Regions from separate parts of the Mus musculus genome. Here all the other regions are linked to region 3. A link is a loop called in an ENCODE intact Hi-C map of the cell type or tissue named here. Cell type or tissue: gastrocnemius. All regions are shown on one strand. Each heading gives the region's core, and the rest is flanking DNA. Links, peaks and the distances in the headings are about the cores only.

Region 1 (5,000 bases), core at 1-5,000, 320 kb before region 3:
TTGGGATAGAACCTTTAGACGCCTCATCTGACAGTCTGGACAGTTCTCTGGCCTGGCCTGTTCAAACCACTCTGCCTCCTACAGCCATGCAAGTGCTGTCTCCGGGAGGATGCAGTAAAACCACCTGGTGCCCCCGAGCCTTCAGAGGATTTTGGAGTCTTACAGATGAGTGGTTCTCAAAGTTGTTGATTTCTGGCCTCCAACTCAAGCTTATTTATTTATAAATATATGCATGTGTCACGACACTAATGTGGAGGTTAAGGAACATGAAATTGGATGTTTCTAAGGGTGAGATTAAAAAAAAAAAGAATTGAAATAGAAACCTGTGGGTTGCATTTCCTGAGGAGTCCGATGCTGCTGCTGAAGGCTACACAGGGCATGTGTTGCCAAGAAAAGAGACACAATGCCCTGTGGGGTTGGGTCCCAGGCCAGTTCATCATCCAGAGAAACAGGGCATCCTCCACAAGGGTGAACTGCAGCATTTGCAAAATTCTTTAAAGAGCAGTGTGCTTCCGACACACTGTTTGGAGACGTGCCAGGTGCATTTGTTTATTTGTTGAAGAGTTAGATCACTCTACTGTTTGGTAGGTTCTGTTCTAGGATGTATTAGTGAACAAAAGAGTTCCGCCATCAGGAGTCTTGCTTTCCCAAAGAGGGAGACAGACTAAACAATGAACATACAGATTATGGAAATGATTATAATGTTTAAAATAGTAGCATAAAAATATAGAGCAGCCGGCAAGACCCTCAGAAGGCAAAGGTGTTTTGTTAGCAAACCTGATGACCTTTGATATCTCAAAACCAAATAAAGGTCAGAAGAAAGAGCCAACTGCCACAAGTGTGTTCTCTGACCCCCACACATGTGTAGTGGCACGTAAACACCTCCCCTATCATATATAAACAGAGAGAGAGGCACAAAAAAAAAGAAGAAACTCTTACAAATTAAAAGAAAACAAAAACAGAAGAGATAAACGGATTCATAAAAGCCAGGCAGGGCTAAGTCACAGACTTAAAGAACATGGTCGTAGTCAGCCACTTGGAGAAGAGATCTCTTTATGTATCTGAACCAAGTAAAGTTATGAAGACGTTATCTCAGCGAGGAGAGAACGGTAGATCCTGCTAAGCCGTTGCAGCTGCAGTCGTTCCTGCACAGGAGCAGGAAGCAGATGAGAACACCTGGATTGGGGTGGGCAGCAGGGGAATAGTACCGGTGTGAGAGCGCTCATAACCAGGGGAAGTTCATGGGTTGAGCTGTAATGCATCAAGCTTTACTACTGAGTGAGGCAGGAAGCCACTGCAGGTCTAAGAGCAGAAGAGAGACAGGATGGGACTTATATACTGAACATCATTCAGGCTGTAAATAGTCCTGCTTGATCCATAATCACCTGTCAGGAAGATAGATACTTGAATTGGAGCATCAACTACGAGCCGTTGAAATTAGCTGGCTCCCGTATCTACGGTGCACACTGCAGGTAGAGCTAACAGGATGTCTAAGTTGGATAGGATGTGGATGAGTTTTAGAGAGACACCCTAGAGTGATGTGGGCATCATCAGCTGAGGAGGAGATCTTGGTGGGTAATGGATGTTGGAGTGGAGGAAGAGAGCAAGTGCAGCTCTGTGGCTAAAACGCCTGTGAGAAAGCCACATCTCTGCGTGGAATAAAAATCCTGTGACCTCGGCCAGAAGATAATTCCTAATTTAGAATTAGGAGAGGGGATGGGTCAAAGATGCTTATGTGGGTTGCTGGGATGTACACAATGTAAAATCCTTTACCTGGGCAAAGGTACCTCTGCTGGGTGTATGGGCTGGAGAGAATCATAAAGATCAACAGCCCCGCAGAGAGGCCAGAGAAATGGCCAAGCAGCAGTGCATTAGAAACAAAGCCCCGATTTCCAGCGCCCGGCCAAGCTGCTGTGGTCCTGTGACTTAATCATTGTAGCGCACAGCTTGCACATTGGCGAAATGGTAGCAGTTTTACATTCCTGAAAGGAGAGGTGCAGACAGGTCATCAGTCTTGCCCGAGGGGAGGTGCGACCCCTCGGCATTATGACAGTGCCTGCCGTTGAGGGGAATAAGGTAACATCCCAGTCTGTCTAGAGGATCCTGGCCTCTGTAGACAGTTGATGCAGAAAACTCAACAGATTAGGGGTAATTTTAACCCTTAGTTAGTTAGGGTTATCACCACTGAAACACGAAACACCGTGATCAAAAACAAGTTGGGGAGGAAAGGGTTTATTTGGCTTACACTTCCACACCATAGTCCACCACTGGAGGAAGTCAGGCCAGGAACTCAAGCAGGGCTGAAACCTAGAAGCAGAAGCTGATGCAGAGGCCATGGAGAAATGCTGCTTACTGGCTCGCTCCTTGTGTCCTACTCAGTCTGCTTTCTTATAGAATCCAGGACCACCAGCCCAGGAATGGCACCACCCACAATAATCTGGGTCCTTCCCCATCAATCACTAATTCAGAAAATGTCCTACAGCTGGATCTTATGGGAGGCATTTGCTCAATTGAGGACCCCTCCTTTCAGATGGCTTTACCTTGTGTCAAGTTGACATAAAACTTACCAGCACACCATTATGCCCACTTCACAGCCAAGTTAGCGATCTATTTGTATAAAAAATAATTTGGGAAGTTAATAAGGTTAAGGGTCGATCTACCAAGCTGTTTGGAGCCATTGATCTCACCTTGTACCAAAGTTGACATATATGTCCCACCAAGTTACAGTTAGCAATGTACTAGGCAATGTACCGAGTCATTCACTAGGGTCTACTCAATCCCTTTTACCACACTGGGACCTTGCAGCACTACTGAATTATATCTGGGAGCAAGAATTTTCATAAAGTATGCCAATTTGGTGTCTGGACTTACTCAATAAGATTTAAGCTTCCTTCTATACTTCAGTATTAATAGAATTGCTTCAGACAAAGAATAATAATAATAATAATAATAATAATAATAATAATAATAATAAAAGTAAACAAAAATACTTGTGTAGGTCAATCATGTGAGGACAGCTCTTTTACCCTGCAGCAGGTGGCAGTGTTGGCAAGGGGCTGAGTGTCTTGGTACCATCTGCTCTGCCTCTGCTTCACCTACAGTGGCTAAGGCAGTCACGTCAGTGGGCAGCTGTGATGAGGTCATGTGTTTGACATAACCTGGCACCACAGTCATGTGGCTCATGCCATGTGCCTTGGCTTCCCGCTCCCCAGCTCAGCTCATCCTCTGCCACTGTCTTTGCATTGCCATCCAAACCTCCTGCCTTGCAGCATGGTAATTAACCTTAGCATCTTGGGCTATGAAGGACATTAGTCTCCCCTTTTAGGCCACCCCCTTGCTTCCCATTAATTCATACTAATTATGAACACACACGTACACATAGCACTCAATGCCCGAGGCAGCTTGCACACCTCAGTGGAGCATATTATTGTCCTTCCTGGAGAAGATGGGATGCTTTTCTTGGGAAGACAGGATTCTTTGCCTAGTCACTGGCCACTCCTGAGCATATGAGAGTAGACCTCTCTGTAGCTTACAAAGTGCTCCCCTGTGAAATCCATTATATTGCCTTGACCACTTCCAATCTGACTAAAGAAAAAGACATTAGCCACGAGAGCATTTTGAAATAATAACCAAAATGGTAATTCATCATATATTGAGTGCCTATTACGTTCCAAATACACACAGATATATTAGTTCTGATCCTTGAAAGAAATACACTCATAAGCCACTTATAATCAGTTATAGATGATGGAACTAAATCACATAAAGGCTAAAAAAAAAAAAAAAAAAAAAGGACAGGCCTGACCACACAGGTCGCATATAGGGAGTCACAGAACCAAATTACAGACATTTTTATTATGTTTTAAAGCTGGAAATTTCTGGAATTGTATGAAATCACCATCTCTGCTCAGGGTCTCTGCAGCAGAGCAACTCCTGAAATAAGATACTGGGTTTTAATATTAAATTCAAAGACGCATAAGCAAAATGAAAGATCTTCATGTCTGCTTTACCAACATAAATGGAATCCAGCCCAGTAGATGTCTTGAATTCAGTCCAAAGGAACTAAGTTCCCCATTCCCCCGTCTTGTACCACCTCCTCTCCTCACGGAAGTCCCAATTCCCTTCATTAGAACCAAGAGTCGTTAGAACTACAGGCAGTATATCAGGAGATGGGTGTGGCTGTGTGTAATAGCACTTTATTTATAAGGCAAGTGGCTGCCCCATTAGTGGTAGTCTTGCAACCTCTGGCAGCTCCCCTGTGGGTCTCCTGCCCAACAAGGCTCTCAGTCTGTGCTGGGGACACTTTTCAATGTCAGTTTTGTGGATAGAATCAGTAAGGTTCTGCCTTCCCCCCAACAGCTCATTAATAGAGAGCTCAGACCAGAGAACTAAGGACGCTCCCAGAGCCTTTGCCACGTTCATCTCCATCCCCATCTCAATCTATTCCCATCCATCATTCTCTCTTGTTTACTGTCTTGTAGCACGCTTCACTCCTGGTGTCCGCACATGTAGGGAAACCATGGGAGGAGCGGCCACATCTGCCCTCAGCTGTCTCAATGATGAAATGTTTACATCTCTCCAGCACTTCATAATAACTGTCTAAGCTAGGGCCAGTTGGTGTAGATTGGGGAGGATTTCTACTCTTCAGATTTCGAGATCTCGGAGAAACACTTCCAGACCTTAGTGACATCGTGTTGTGCTCATCTGATGGTAAGCAGGGTGCTTGCTCAGCCCCTTAGTACTGAGTTGTGGTGAGCCCAGGTAGTGAGGGGGTTGGGATGCTGGGGGTGGAGAGATAATGGAGACACAACCACCAGCCTCTGTAGCCCTGTCCTCTGTCTTCACATACTTATAATCAAAGCAGTCATAAGCAGCCTTGCTCATCGCTCCCGCTCATTTGTCTGGAGTTGATTAATGACTTGGCAAAGAACAAGAACCGATGCCCATTTTAATCACTGAACCGCTTCAAGAGTGCGTGGACTGCAAAGTGATTATGGGCT
Region 2 (5,000 bases), core at 1-5,000, 380 kb after region 3:
ACCTGGTAAACACGGGAAGTTCTAAGCCATGTCTCAGTAGTAAAACCCATTTTAAAAACCTAACCAGCCAGGCAGTGGTGGCGCACGCCTTTAATACCAGCACTCAGGAGGCAGAGGCAGGTGGATTTCTGAGTTCGAGGCCAGCCTGGTCTGCAAAGTGAGTTCCAAGACAGCCAGGACTACACAGAGAAACCCTGTCAAAAAAAAAAAAAAAAAAAAAAGCCTAACCAAAAATTTAAAGAAGGAAATGATAAGGAGACAATAATATATGCAAGTAATAGTCCTAATAAGGAGCTTGTCTCTACAATACACTAAGAACTCTTACAGCTCTGCAGTGGGAAGCTCAAGACCAGTGAGATGGCCCAGTGAGTAAAGGACATTGCCACCTAAGCAAATGTCCTGAGTTTGATCCCAGAACCCAGGTAAAAAGCCAGACACAGTGGAGTATTCCTGAACTCAAGTTCAAATCAAATCCATTCACTGTATTGGTTAGATCTTTTCTTTGAGAGGGCCAGAATCTTGCTATGTAGCCCTAGCTAGCCTGAAATTCAATATATAGATCAAGGTGGCTTTGAGCTCAGAGACCTACTTACCTCTGGCTTCCACGTACGAGGATTAAAAGCATGCACCACACCAAGCCAGCATAAATTTTTTTTAAGTTATATAGATGGTACCTGAATTGTATCTCAATCTTTTAAGACAAGGTAATGACCCCTTACATGGTTCTTCTGTAGACAAACTTTAAGTCCCTCTCTTGCCTGCAGTATGGATACCTGACGCTCACTGTTCACAGTAATCTACAACTGTGGTTCTCCAAGCATGGAGCCTGAGTGAAGGGACCTTGGGGGCTCCTTAACAAATTTCCTGGCCCTCCTAGTGAATCCTAAACTTTGGGCTGGAATCCAATTAACAAGTATCTCAACAAGATGTTCAGCGAATCAGGATGCCCACTGAGGAGTTAGATTCGTGGTCTGCTTCTCTGGAGAAGGAGAAATAGAAGCTCTACCTCCCTAGGGCAAGTTTGACTCTACAAATCCCTACTAGCTCCATCGTCTGGATATTTAGTGGGCCCTGGGCTTTGCTTTGAACTCATTGGTTCTTTTCAGTCTTTCTCTACAAAGTTAAGCCATGGCCTGCTCTGTGTGTGACCATTCCCTCTTACCGTCATGGTTTTCCTCCTTTTTGTGGCCAGTGTGTTACTGCAGATACCCCAATATCTGGGTGTGGATAGGAGTGCTGGTAGACCTTACTTCTTAACCTTGGGACCTTGAACATATGAACATCTGGACCTCTGGAGCATGTATTTGACTCCAGATTGCTGTGTCTTTGGGGCACAGAGGTTCCTCTAACCTCTGGAGAAAAGGGACACATGTCAGTCCAGAATAGGAGCATAACTTGGTAATGGCATCGATGTGTATCTCCAATTCCTAGCTCCTACCATCGTGGGACTTATCACATCTCCAGGGTTATCCATCCCAGGTGAACCTATTTCATTAGCCCTCACCTGCACCTGTGCTCTCAATGTTCCCATAGAACAGCTAAGCTCACGGTCACTATATGCTCGTCGGAATTTGCTGAGAGATTCAAGAGCCCAGGTAGTCAACGCAGGGTCTCTGAGAATCAGTGGTAGAAACCAACGGCCTCATATAAACAGCCCAGCCCTACTCTTGCACAGGCAAATGAGACATGTAAATGCTATGACCGTTCACTCGTATGAGTCATACCTAGGAAAATGGGTGAGTTCTGCAAGCCATGTTAAATGTGCAGGCATGTGAGTGTGTAGAACATATCCAGAGACCTGACGATAAACATCTCTCTGGCTCCCTTCCTGCAGCAAAGAGCAGACGTAGAAGAAAACCTAACAACTGAAAACCCAGAGCTAAGTTATCAGAAAGCAAATTAAAGCTGTTGGGTATTTTTGTTGAAACATCTCCACCTCTGAAATCTAATTTCTCCCAACTTTCCATATAGGATCCTGTGTTGTATTATTTATAAGAAAATAATATTCTGCCCTCCCTTGACAGCATTTCCAGGCTGCAGAACCCACAGCAGCCATGGAGTAACAGAATAATTTTGGTAATGTTTCCATAGCTACCTTGCTTCGAAGTGAGGTTTATTCTGTTTTAAAGTCTACTGACCTATTCACATCCGTATTTGAGGTATTTTCAATCTAATCCCTTACCTGCCTATTATCGTCTAATGTGCTTGTGATTTCTGTATTTAAGAGGCCCTGGATGCATAAATATGGTAAGCTTTCTAGTTACATGTAACAATACGATTTTTCCCCTCCCTACTCCTTTCCCATGTGTATTCATTCTGTCTTTCCCTGGCACTGCAAGGCAAACCTGCCAGAGGTTTTTGGTCAGAAAGGCTGTTTAAGGTACACTGGCGCCCTCTTGTGGTCATTCTGGCTTTGTGGTTTTTTTTTTTTTTTTTCTTCCCAGGAGGCTTTCACTTTTTGCAAGAGAAAGGCTACCACAGTGGTTGTACCAGCTTAACAATCCCACCAACAATGGAGGAGTGTTCCTCTTTCTCCATATTCTCACCAGCATCTGCTGTCACCTGAGTTTTTTATCTTAGCTTGGTGGTTTCCTCAGAAAATTGGACATAGTATTACCTGAGGACCCAGCTATACCACTCCTGGGCATATACCCAAAAGATGTTCCAACATGTAACAATGCTATGACACATGCTCCACTATGTTCATAGAAGCCTTATTTGTAATAGCCAGAAGCTGGAAACAACCCAGATATCAGAGGAATACTCAACAAAGGAATGGATACAGAAAATGTGGTACATTTACACAATAAAGTACTACTCAGCTATTAAAAACAATGAATTCATGAAATTCTTAGACAAATGGATGGAGCTAGAAAGTATCCTGAGTAGGTAACCCAATTGCAAAAGAACACACATGGTATGCACTCACTGATAAGTGGTTATTAGCCCAAAAGCTTGGAATACCCAAGATACAATTCACAGACCACATGAAGCGCAAGAAGGAAGTTCAAAGTGTGGGTACTTCGGTCCTTCTTAGAAGGGGGAACAAAATACTCACGGGAGCAAATATGGAGACAAAGTGTGGAGCAGATACTGAAGGAAAGGCCATCCAGGGACTGTGCTACTTGGGGATCCATCCCATATTCAGTCATCAAACCCAGACACTATTGTGGATGCCAACAAGTGCTTGTTGACAGGAGCCTTGATATGGCTGTCTCCTGAGAGGCTCTGCCAGAGCCTGACAAATACAGAGGCGGATGCTCACAGCCATCCATTGAACTGATCATGGGGTCCCCAATGAAGGAACTAGAGAAAGGACCCAAGAAGCTGAAGGGGTTTGCAACCCCATAGGAAGAACAACAATATCAACCAACCAGAGCTCCCAGGGACTAAACCACCAACCAAGGAGTACACATGGAGGGAACCATGGCTCCAGCTGCATATACAGTAGAGGATGGCCTTGTCGGGCATCAGTGGGAGAAGAGACCCTTAGTCCCGTGAAGGCTCGATGCCCCAGTGTAGGGGAATGCAAAGGCAGGGAGGTGGGAGTGGGTGGAGGGGTGGAGGAACTCCCTCATAGAAGCAAGAGAGGGGATGGGATAGGGGGGCTTCTGGGGGAAAATCAGGAAAGGGGGTAACATTTGAAATATAAATAAATAAAATATTCAATTCAAAAAAGAAAGAGAGAGAAAGAAAGAGAGACAAAGAGAGAGAGAGAAAGAAAAAAGAAAGAAAGAAGGAAGGAAAGAAGGAAAGAAAGAGAGAGAGAGAGGGAGGGAGGGAGGGAGAGAGAGAGGGAGAGAGAGAGAGAGAGAGAGAGAGAGAGAGAGAGAGAGAGAAAGACAGACAGACTACCATAACCGCTCATTGTCTTGGGTGTCCTTGTGTCTGTGTCTTTTGCCCGTTGTGAGCAAGGAAGTCTGTCTAGAACAGGTGACCTCTGAGTGACAGTGTTCCCTGCTCTTTCCTCCAAAGCAGGCTTCGTTAATAAGGATGGCTGCTTTGGGTTAGTCTTGACCTGGAGCACACGAGGAAGATGATGGACCAAAAATATGTCAGAAAGATATGAAATGAAGAGACTCCATGGAAGGAGAAAGCAAGGCTCACTTCAGCCAAGCATAACCGATAAAAAACAGCATCAGGAATGAGCACCACCATGTGTCATTTCATAAGCTAAAAACATCAGTTCAGTGCTAGCCCAGAAATCAAAGCAAACTGATCAATAAAATTGTACTTAATTGAATGTCACTAATATTTCTTCAATAAGTAACTTTAAGGGGGATTAATGACAACATTTGGGAGGTGGAAGTAAGAGGATCATGAGTTCAAGGCTAGCCTGAGATACACAGAGAGACCCTCAAAAACCCAAACGGGGGGGGGGGGAGTGAACAGAATACAGTAGCACTGTCCAAGAAAATTTTTCATAAAGATGAAGTCTTCTGTGTCCACATTATAACACACAGTCATCACTCAGCAGTGCTGGTGTCTCGGTCTTGATTCCCATTGCTGTGATGAAACACTATGACAAAAAGAAAATTGGGAGGGAAAGCGTTTATTTGGCTTACATTATTTCCACATCCATGGTCATCACTGAAGGAAATCAGGACAGGAACTCAAGCAGGGCAAGAACCTAGAGGCAGGAGCTGATGCAGAGGCCATGGAGGGGTGCTGCTTCCTGGCTTGCTCCTCATCGCTTGCTCAGACTGCTTTCTTTTTGAACCCAGAGCCACCAGCCCAGCAATAACACATCCCACAATAGACTGGACTCTCCTCTATTGATTTCTAATTAAGAAAATGTTCTGCAGGCTTGCCTACTACACAGTCTTGCAGAGGCATTTTCTCAGTTGGGGATCTGTACTGGCTAGTTTTGTGTCAACTTGACACAGCTGGGGTTACCACAGAGAAAGGAGCTTCAGTTGAGGAAATGCCTCCATGAGATCCAACTGTAAGGCATTTTCTCAATTAGTGACCAAAGGGGAAAGGCCCCTTGTGGGTGGGAC
Region 3 (7,859 bases), core at 1,297-6,296:
TGAAGAAATCTTCTGTCTGAACACCTGAAGGCTGCCATAGTTTGGTGTGTTTATGAATAGAATAGCAGGTATGGCAGGAGTGTGGCAGGCAGAGAGGGAAGTGAGGATCAAAGGTTAGAGACATAGGAAGACATGAGCCGACAGACAAAGATTTACAGGTTGGGCCAAAAACTGCGATTTTATTATAAAGGTGAGCAGACAACATTGGATGGCCACCGAATGTTCCATAGCAATGACCTGCTTACCAAGCGATTGAGGAAAGGCGTAGCAGTAGCAGGACCAGAAGCAGGGAGACAAGCTGGAGCCACCACACTTACACTGGAGAGAGAAAACATTGACTCGGACTGAAGTAAAGGCAGCTGTGGAGGGGAAATGGCGCTGAAATGACAGTCAGGGAACAAGTAAGCAAACATAAAGGATAGCAGACACTACATGAAGAATGCAGCCAGCTCTTGTTAATCACGGGAATCAAGCCACTTATTGCCACAGGCCAGGTCAGTGCAATAATATTAGCTGTAGCATCTCACATGTGTGGCTTCAATGTTTTACAGATATTGTCGCATTAATCCCCATAATAGCGCGTAGGGGAGACACTGTTATTATCTTCATCTTACAAATGAGCAAACCAAGTCATAATCAGATTAGATAGCTTGCTCAAGGACAATGCTGTTAGGAAGCTAGTTGGAAGCCAGGGGCTGCCTGGTTCTCTGACTGAAGCCATCGGGGACTCAGAGACCATTCTTGGACTATTTTCTACTCTATAGATGTTTATTATAACACATAGAAATTCTCCCACACCATTGCCATACTTGGGCATATTTACTGAGCCTTTTGTGGGTATCAATCTTTTCACATTTCATTTACTCACTCTACAAATAACTGAAGGACAGGGAGGTCACGTAACTCACGCTGAGTGTCTGACTAACCACTGTACTTCACTGTCTCTTCCAGAGGAGTCTGTTCCTCAGGACAGACTGAAGGAACCTTGGCTACCCTACACAACCTGTCATTTCAATAGAGGGGAGGATCCTAAGAACTCCTGCTTCTTGGACTCAGAACTCTCTGCCAGCTTACACCTTGGGACCAAGTGGTGACAAGCACATTGGAATTGGCAGATTATTTTGGCCAAATGTAAAGTCACTAAATGCTTGGTGCTCAATAGGCACCAAGCCATACAGCAAGATGGATTCAGTTCATGAATCAGTTCTATCTCCCTCTAGGACTCCTCTTTTATACCTCACAGAGCATGTCCTCTTAGAGGCTGACCCTAATAGCCTTGGCTAAAGAAAAGCTCCCTCCCTTTTGTCACTCACAATTCTGTCATCTCACTCCCCTCCGCCCCTGGGTTTAACACTTATCAGTCCCAAACAGTATCAATTATTTATCATTGACGTGTGTGTTGTCTCTCTCTGCCCCTGGGATGTAAGTTCTGTGTCTCTGGTTCCTGGTTGGCTGGCACATAGTAGGCATTCAATGAATATTTAATGAAAGAATCATTAGACACTATTTAACTTGATTTCAGTTTTCACTGGCATCTGGGAAAAAAAACCCTTCCCAGCCCTAAGCACTACATGGGTCTCTCTTCAACTGAAGCATAGGAGTTGGCAGAATCAGGACAGATATCTAACCTGAGAAGATGACAATGGAAAATAGCAGTGAGATTAGTGCAGTGGGCCAGTGCTGGTGACTTTAGAAGGAACCCCTCAAATTGTGGTTGTCTTTCTGTTTCCGTGGGAGAGCGAGTCACAACATGACGGACTGCAGAAGCAACTGAGCTTAAGATTCTTACTACAGCAGAAGACACCAGGAAAGGAACAGTTATGGGAAGGGCCTCAGGATAGGGCAATGAGGAGGACATCAAGTCCAGGGATGAACCAGGTAGCCTCAGACAGTGACATCAGACACATAACGAAGGTGCCGAGTCTTCATTACCCTGCCCGTCTTGTCAGCAGGAGGGCTGGAGGGTCCCCAAGAGCCATGTGTCCAGATGGACCATACCAGGAGAAACGCCATGTGTAGCTAGTTCTTTGGAGGTGCCTGTGACCCAGTGGGTAACAGTTCTATTCCTTTTCTAGAAATTAAAATAAATAAGCAAGAGAAGCAATCTGGAGGCTTCCCGATACAGATGAGGGAACCATCCGTTGCTCAGTTTTGTCTTCCTAGAAAGGGCAGATGCCAAACATGATCTTCCCCTGTTCTGCTGGTACATTATTTTCCCCCTTCTTTGCAGGCTGGCTTTTCTCGGCTGTCTTTTTGAATACCTCGAGCAGAACACCCCTGTCTTGTTAATGACTTCAAAGATACCAGGTCCACTGTGCAGCGAGTGATAAAAATGTACACAGCATGTGTTGGATAAATTAATAAACTCTCTGGAGCCTACGAGTCCTCAGGCCCAGCAGCACCGTAATGAAATGTTATTCTGAAGTGGAGGAGGTGGGAAGGAGAAGGGGAGCAGTATTTAATATATGCAAATTAACTAGTATGCAAATTGTCACTAAGTTAAAAATAACGGACTGCGAGAGGAGCCCATTTTTTAAGCAGCTTGTTTATTCATTAGCCTAATTTCCATTATCAATCCTTCTGTTTTCTTCTTTATTAAGTACTCACATTTGGGGAAGTTTGCTTCCTACAAATTGTGTTTTACTCCAAAAACCCATAACAATGCTTAAAACAATCACCATATATTAGCTTCTCTCTGTCTCCTTGATTTTGCCCTTAGCGAGCATCCTTTCTTTTCTTCCTGTTGCTTACCTCTCCTGGTCTTCCCTATCTCGGTTCTCCGGGACCTTTTGTTTCATTGCTGAAGGCGGCTCCTACACGGCAAGGGGCGAAGTGAGGAGAAGCCGCTTGCCTTAAAAGATCTTATTCTAAGGACCCCTTCTCCCAGGCGCTCACCTGGATAGGGTGGACGTTGCCACGCAAAAAGCAGCCCAGTTTGTTTTGTAGACCACCAGCATCCCCTGGCTAAGTAACAGAACAGCCAGAAAAATGCTCATCCCGATTCGGGTCTGTATATGGCCTCCTCAGCTTGAGACAGACCTTATATACAATGTTAAGACAAATTGGCATCCAAAATCCAACTCTTTTGTCTCAAGGAGCCGAGCCGCCACCTCGCTATGTGCAAGCTCTGGTGCCCCCTCGAGGCCAAGAACGGAACAGACCGTGGAGAGTCCTGGCAGATGCTGAAGTAGGCAGGAGGGTTCACACAAAGCCTTTGGTTGAAGCTTTCAGAAAGCAGGCTCCTTGAAAGAGGGGGCGCCTGTGAGCAGCTGTGGAGGGGGACTTATGGGTTTAGCCTTCCCTAAAGCTGCAAGGCTGAAAGGTTGGTTATTGTTTCAGCTGTTGTCATTTTGCACGTGGTTTTTAATCACATTGTTAATTTGGGCAGTAAAATAGGGTTTTCCAGGTTTTTCTCTGAACGTGCTGCTAGATAGCATCTGTACAGGCTCTGTGCCCCTGGCATGTGCATCTTAGATGTTGAAAGGCACACATTGAGGCTCAGGATTCTCATGCCCTTGGAGTCCTGTGGCCAAGCTACCCTGGGAACCCAAGGCTGGTCACCCCAGGATCCCCACTGCATACCTGAATATGCCAAATGATTTCACAGTGACCACAAATTCCCAGAGCAGATAATTCCAGCTACAGCGGTCACTGGTGTTTATAACCTCCCAAGAGACATACTATGTCAGAGGGGGGAAGCTATGGTTTTCATCTCTTCACTCGGGGTCTGAGCTTTGGTCAGCTCCCCTACCCCCACAGGCACACACACTAAAGTACCCATTACTCAAGGGCAATGGCATCAAATGTAAAGGGTCACACTTAGGCAGCTGCCAGAGATCAGCTGCAGACAGGAGGTGGCTAGGGACTGAATTTACATCAGCTTCTGAGCCTCTAGTCCAGACAGCAATCTCCCAAAGCTCTTAAAAAAATGGTGTCAAATGGCCAAAGACCTTCAAGAGACAATGGCATCAGAAATGGTCTCTGACACTAAATGCTGAGGGGAACCAGAAAGATAAATCATTATCATTTAAGCTCTGCGCGTTTTTTTAGACATAGTGTTTTTGCAATGTTTCCATAGAATGAAGAAATAAATCACCCTGCCCTTGACACTTTTAATAACTTTAAGAATGTGGTTAGGGTAATACTTAACTTTATTGACATATTGTATGGTTCATCCATCTCATCAAATGTCAATGAAACTTCGATGAGTATTAACTGAGGGCCCATAATACACTAGGAACTGGCTAGAAACACCCCCTCCCCCCGCCGAGTTCTCAAGTACCTTCCAGAAGCTCTCACTCACCGGCTTGACTGCTTCTGTGGAAATCGATCGCCTAGAAGGTTGTGCTTGAGGTTTGGAAGCTGGGACTCAGCAGAATCTAGCTAGGGAATTTGGTTTGCTGACTTTGGGGGGAGGGGGGAAATCCCTTCTTGGACTATTTGTGAGTATTCTCAGATTTAGGTGCCTCCTGTGAGCTTGGGACACAGACATGATAAATGGCCATTGGACAGTTGTGCTCCAGAGAGTCTGTGCAGCTTCTATAACTCAAGGTGGGCTCTGGAATTGCCTGGTCTCTACTTTCACAGAACAGGAAATAAGCCCAGGTAGGATCAACTCTTCAAAGTCACAATGCTACAACATAGCAGAACACTTGAAAATTGACTGTCTTGATTCTCAAGCCAATCTTCTCTCCACTAGTGTTCCGTTGGTGGTTGTATATTTTACAAAGGTTGAGAAAAGAAGGGAGAGGTCCAGTGAGATGGCTCATTGGGTAAGGATGCTTGCTGCTAAGCCCGACAACCTGAGATTCTGAGAAACCAGGGAAGAGAGGATGGAAGGGGTGAGCATATCAAACAATGCAAGGACTGACTGTGGTGACATCTGGCTCTTCTCAGCACAGGTTTCTCTCTCATTTCAAAGTTGAGCTGCTGTCTTTCCAAGAACACTGTGACCACCAACCCTCCCCTCTCAGCCATTCTAAGAGAGTCTTCATGTTTCCATTTGGACATTACTACTCCAAGAAGCTGTGCCTTTCCATGAAACCTAACTGCATCTTTTCAAGGCCCCCAAACCACATTACCTCCCCCTCACAGCTCCTAACATACTCCATTTTAATTGTATTTTATTTGTCTGCCTTCTCCAATCTTCTGTGAACAGCTGAAGGGTAGGGGCTAAGTCTGTTCTGAGCTCTCAAGATTGTCTCTATAGATCCTAAAGATAATAACTCTAAGAATGCAGTGAAGGTAATACTTAACTTATTGATATTGTTTACCATTCATCCATCTCATCAGACCTCAATTAAATCTCAGTGACCATTAAATAAGGGTTCGGCATGTCCTCAGCAGTAGAGCCTGGCATAGAGTAGATATCCAATAAATATTTTAGAATCCATAAATGAAGAGTGGGACACAGAGTCTCATCAGGAGGAAAGTGTCATTAGCCATTCCTCTCACAGAGTGATCCAATTTCTCCTGTCCCCTGAATACATCCTTGGCTGCTAATCTAAGCATTCTATAGTCAGACTTAGTTTGCCTGAGAAAACATATTATGGACCATGTAAAGATGAAAGCACACACATTTAAATGTGGCCCCTGTTATTTACGGGCATAGAACTTATACTCAAAGCACACATCTCCTGTAGAGCAAAAGCCAAAGGAAAAAATATCATACAAAGAAGTACAGAGCAAACACTTCAGAAATAGTTTGATATCTCTGCTACATAAAGAATTCATACAAATTGATTTTTTTAAAAAAAATCAAGACCTCAAGAGATAAGTTGGCAGTGGACAAGAATAGAAATATTCGCATGGCAGACGTATTACCTAGCAAATAAAGAAAGCATGGTTATACCCAGCCTTGTTGATGGAAAGGAGCACAGGGAATAGGACCTGAGCCCAGGGATAAGAAAGGTCAGTTGGTTCTCCCTCCATCTCCATCGCACAGCAGGACTTGCTATTGTTGTGTTTCCACGTGCTACCTGACACATTCATTGAGTACGGTCCTTAATAGGCTGGGAGAGACGCAGAGAGCAATACAGTAACCAAGCAAGCATATGAATTCTGAGCTGGCAGTCAACCAAGAGGACAGAGCCTAGACCACAGCAGGAAGAGGGCCATGGTGGCATCGAGCTGGCTTTTCTTATTTCCTGATGCAATGGTTGGCATATGTTATCCACCTAAAAACTGCCCATCAGAAACACACGGTTGCAAATGTAGGAGAAGTTAAAACAGAAATAGATGACTGTTTGAGACATAGCCCCTAGGGCTACATGGTCTGCTGCCTCTGTCAACTTCGGTGTTTGGCTTCTTCTACAAGCAGCTGCCATAAAGGGGTTTAATCTCTTTCACTCACTGGAAGGGAAATGAGACACATTAATGTTTCATGCAACCATGGCTCACAGGTGCTTGGCAAATTCACGATGGTTCTGAGAAACAAAGTGGTAACAAAAACACTCTTCTGTGTACTTGCTTTCAAAACTTCAAACATGAAGCTGGGGCTCAGTTTGTCAAGGCATACAGGGTGTAAACATTAATCTAATCACAACTTTTTTACAAAATAGTATTGTGACATTTACCAAGCACCGTGTATCAGTTAGTTATTGTGATAATATGCCGCATAACAAACAACATCAAGAGTCTCGGAAACAAAGATCTCCAGAGACCTAAGATGGCATCCCTGTAACTGTCAAGGGAGAATGTTAATTCCCCATCTGTATTTCATGCTGCTAATCCCTGCCTGCGTGCAAAATATGCACTGCACCTGAGGTCTGAGGTTTGCTAAGTCTTCCTATAAGAAGAGCCTGCAGAGAGAGCTGGAGAATCGTGGTGAAGGAAAAAATGACAGAAAGTGCGATCCATAGTCAAACCACAAAGGGAAAACAGACAGCAACTCCTTTTCTAGATCAAAGGAAAATGTAGTCCACTGTAGGACAATGAAAGGCAGCCTGGTTCCTGGTTGAGCAAAGGCTAGAAACCCTGGTGACCCTGAAGGGATGGAAGTCATTTCACCCAGCTCCTGGGTACCCAGCTCCTGTCATGTAGCTACAGCTCCCCACAGCCCTCCATAGATTTGTGGCCATCAGTCACGTAGGAACAAACCCAAGCCCCTCCACAGGTAGAGGACATGATCTCTATTTTAACGAGGTACATAAAGGCCTGGAGAACTTAGCCAATAAACTCTCTTTCCCAAACACTTTTCCCTACAAAAGCTATTTAACCTCAGGCCCGCCCTGAGAAGTGCAGTAAGGTTTTACCCATCTCCTTTACTACGACAATAAGTGTCTTAAAACCATGGACTGCCTCTTTTCATTGGGATCCACTGTGGGAAGCAATGAAGAAGGCTTTCACCTAAAGAGCTACCATCTAATCTCCAGTAGAAGGCCTCTCTGTACTCCCAGCCACGGCCACCACCAAGCCAAGCCCAAGCCAACAGCCCACCAACAAGCCAAAGACCCCACTTTGTTCTCAGCTCTTCCGAGGCTCCCAGCGGCACCTGTGTGCCCAAGAACCTGAGAACCAGACGACCCCAACCTCCTTGCAGGCCCAGGGACCACTAAGCCAGCTCCGGCTGTCCCCAGGACCTCAAACTGTGCTCCCCCACCCCCCGGCGCAGTGTCCCCTTGGCTTCTGCCCAGCAACAAGACGAGTAAGCGCTGTCAACTTCTGCATCCTGCCTCCCCAACTGGCTGAGCCCTGTTGCAGAGCAGACTTTGGACACCATTAACCCTATAGTCCATCTCACTTCTTATAATTGTACATTAAAAGCTTACTAAAGTCAAGCATAATGGTGCACACCTATAATTCCAGAACTTTGAAGGCAGGAGGGCTATAAGTTCCAGGCCTGCCTGCCCTACGCAGAG

The links. A loop is a pair of places that touch in the nucleus more often than their neighbours do. Peaks named below come from ENCODE experiments on the same cell type or tissue, not always from the same donor. Only the 100,000 strongest peaks of a DNase experiment are listed, where the experiment ranks them.
Region 1: a loop joins it to region 3, with 10 times the contacts of the local background. A loop is called at or near these places in 15 of 42 quality-filtered maps.
Region 2: it touches region 3 in a loop (3.0-fold over the local background); 14 of 42 quality-filtered maps call a loop at or near these places.

Annotation. Positions count from the first base shown.
Region 1 is chr9:102,004,848-102,009,847 of GRCm38, reverse strand. All of the region lies in intron 6 of Ephb1 (Eph receptor B1), which reads left to right. Among named protein-coding and RNA genes, the nearest start is that of Gm31326, 23 kb to the right of the region's middle. In gastrocnemius, for the core only: a CTCF peak has its summit at 3,037 (motif pointing right); a DNase peak (open chromatin) is centred at 3,117.
Region 2 is chr9:101,311,585-101,316,584 of GRCm38, reverse strand. No RefSeq gene overlaps it. Among named protein-coding and RNA genes, the nearest start is that of Gm28979, 28 kb to the left of the region's middle. In gastrocnemius, for the core only: a CTCF peak has its summit at 2,387 (motif pointing left); a DNase peak (open chromatin) is centred at 2,373.
Region 3 is chr9:101,685,639-101,693,497 of GRCm38, reverse strand. No RefSeq gene overlaps it. Among named protein-coding and RNA genes, the nearest start is that of Gm31326, 290 kb to the left of the region's middle. In gastrocnemius, for the core only: no CTCF peak of the experiment used is centred there; DNase peaks (open chromatin) are centred at 3,154, 3,522, 4,287, 6,083 and 1 more place.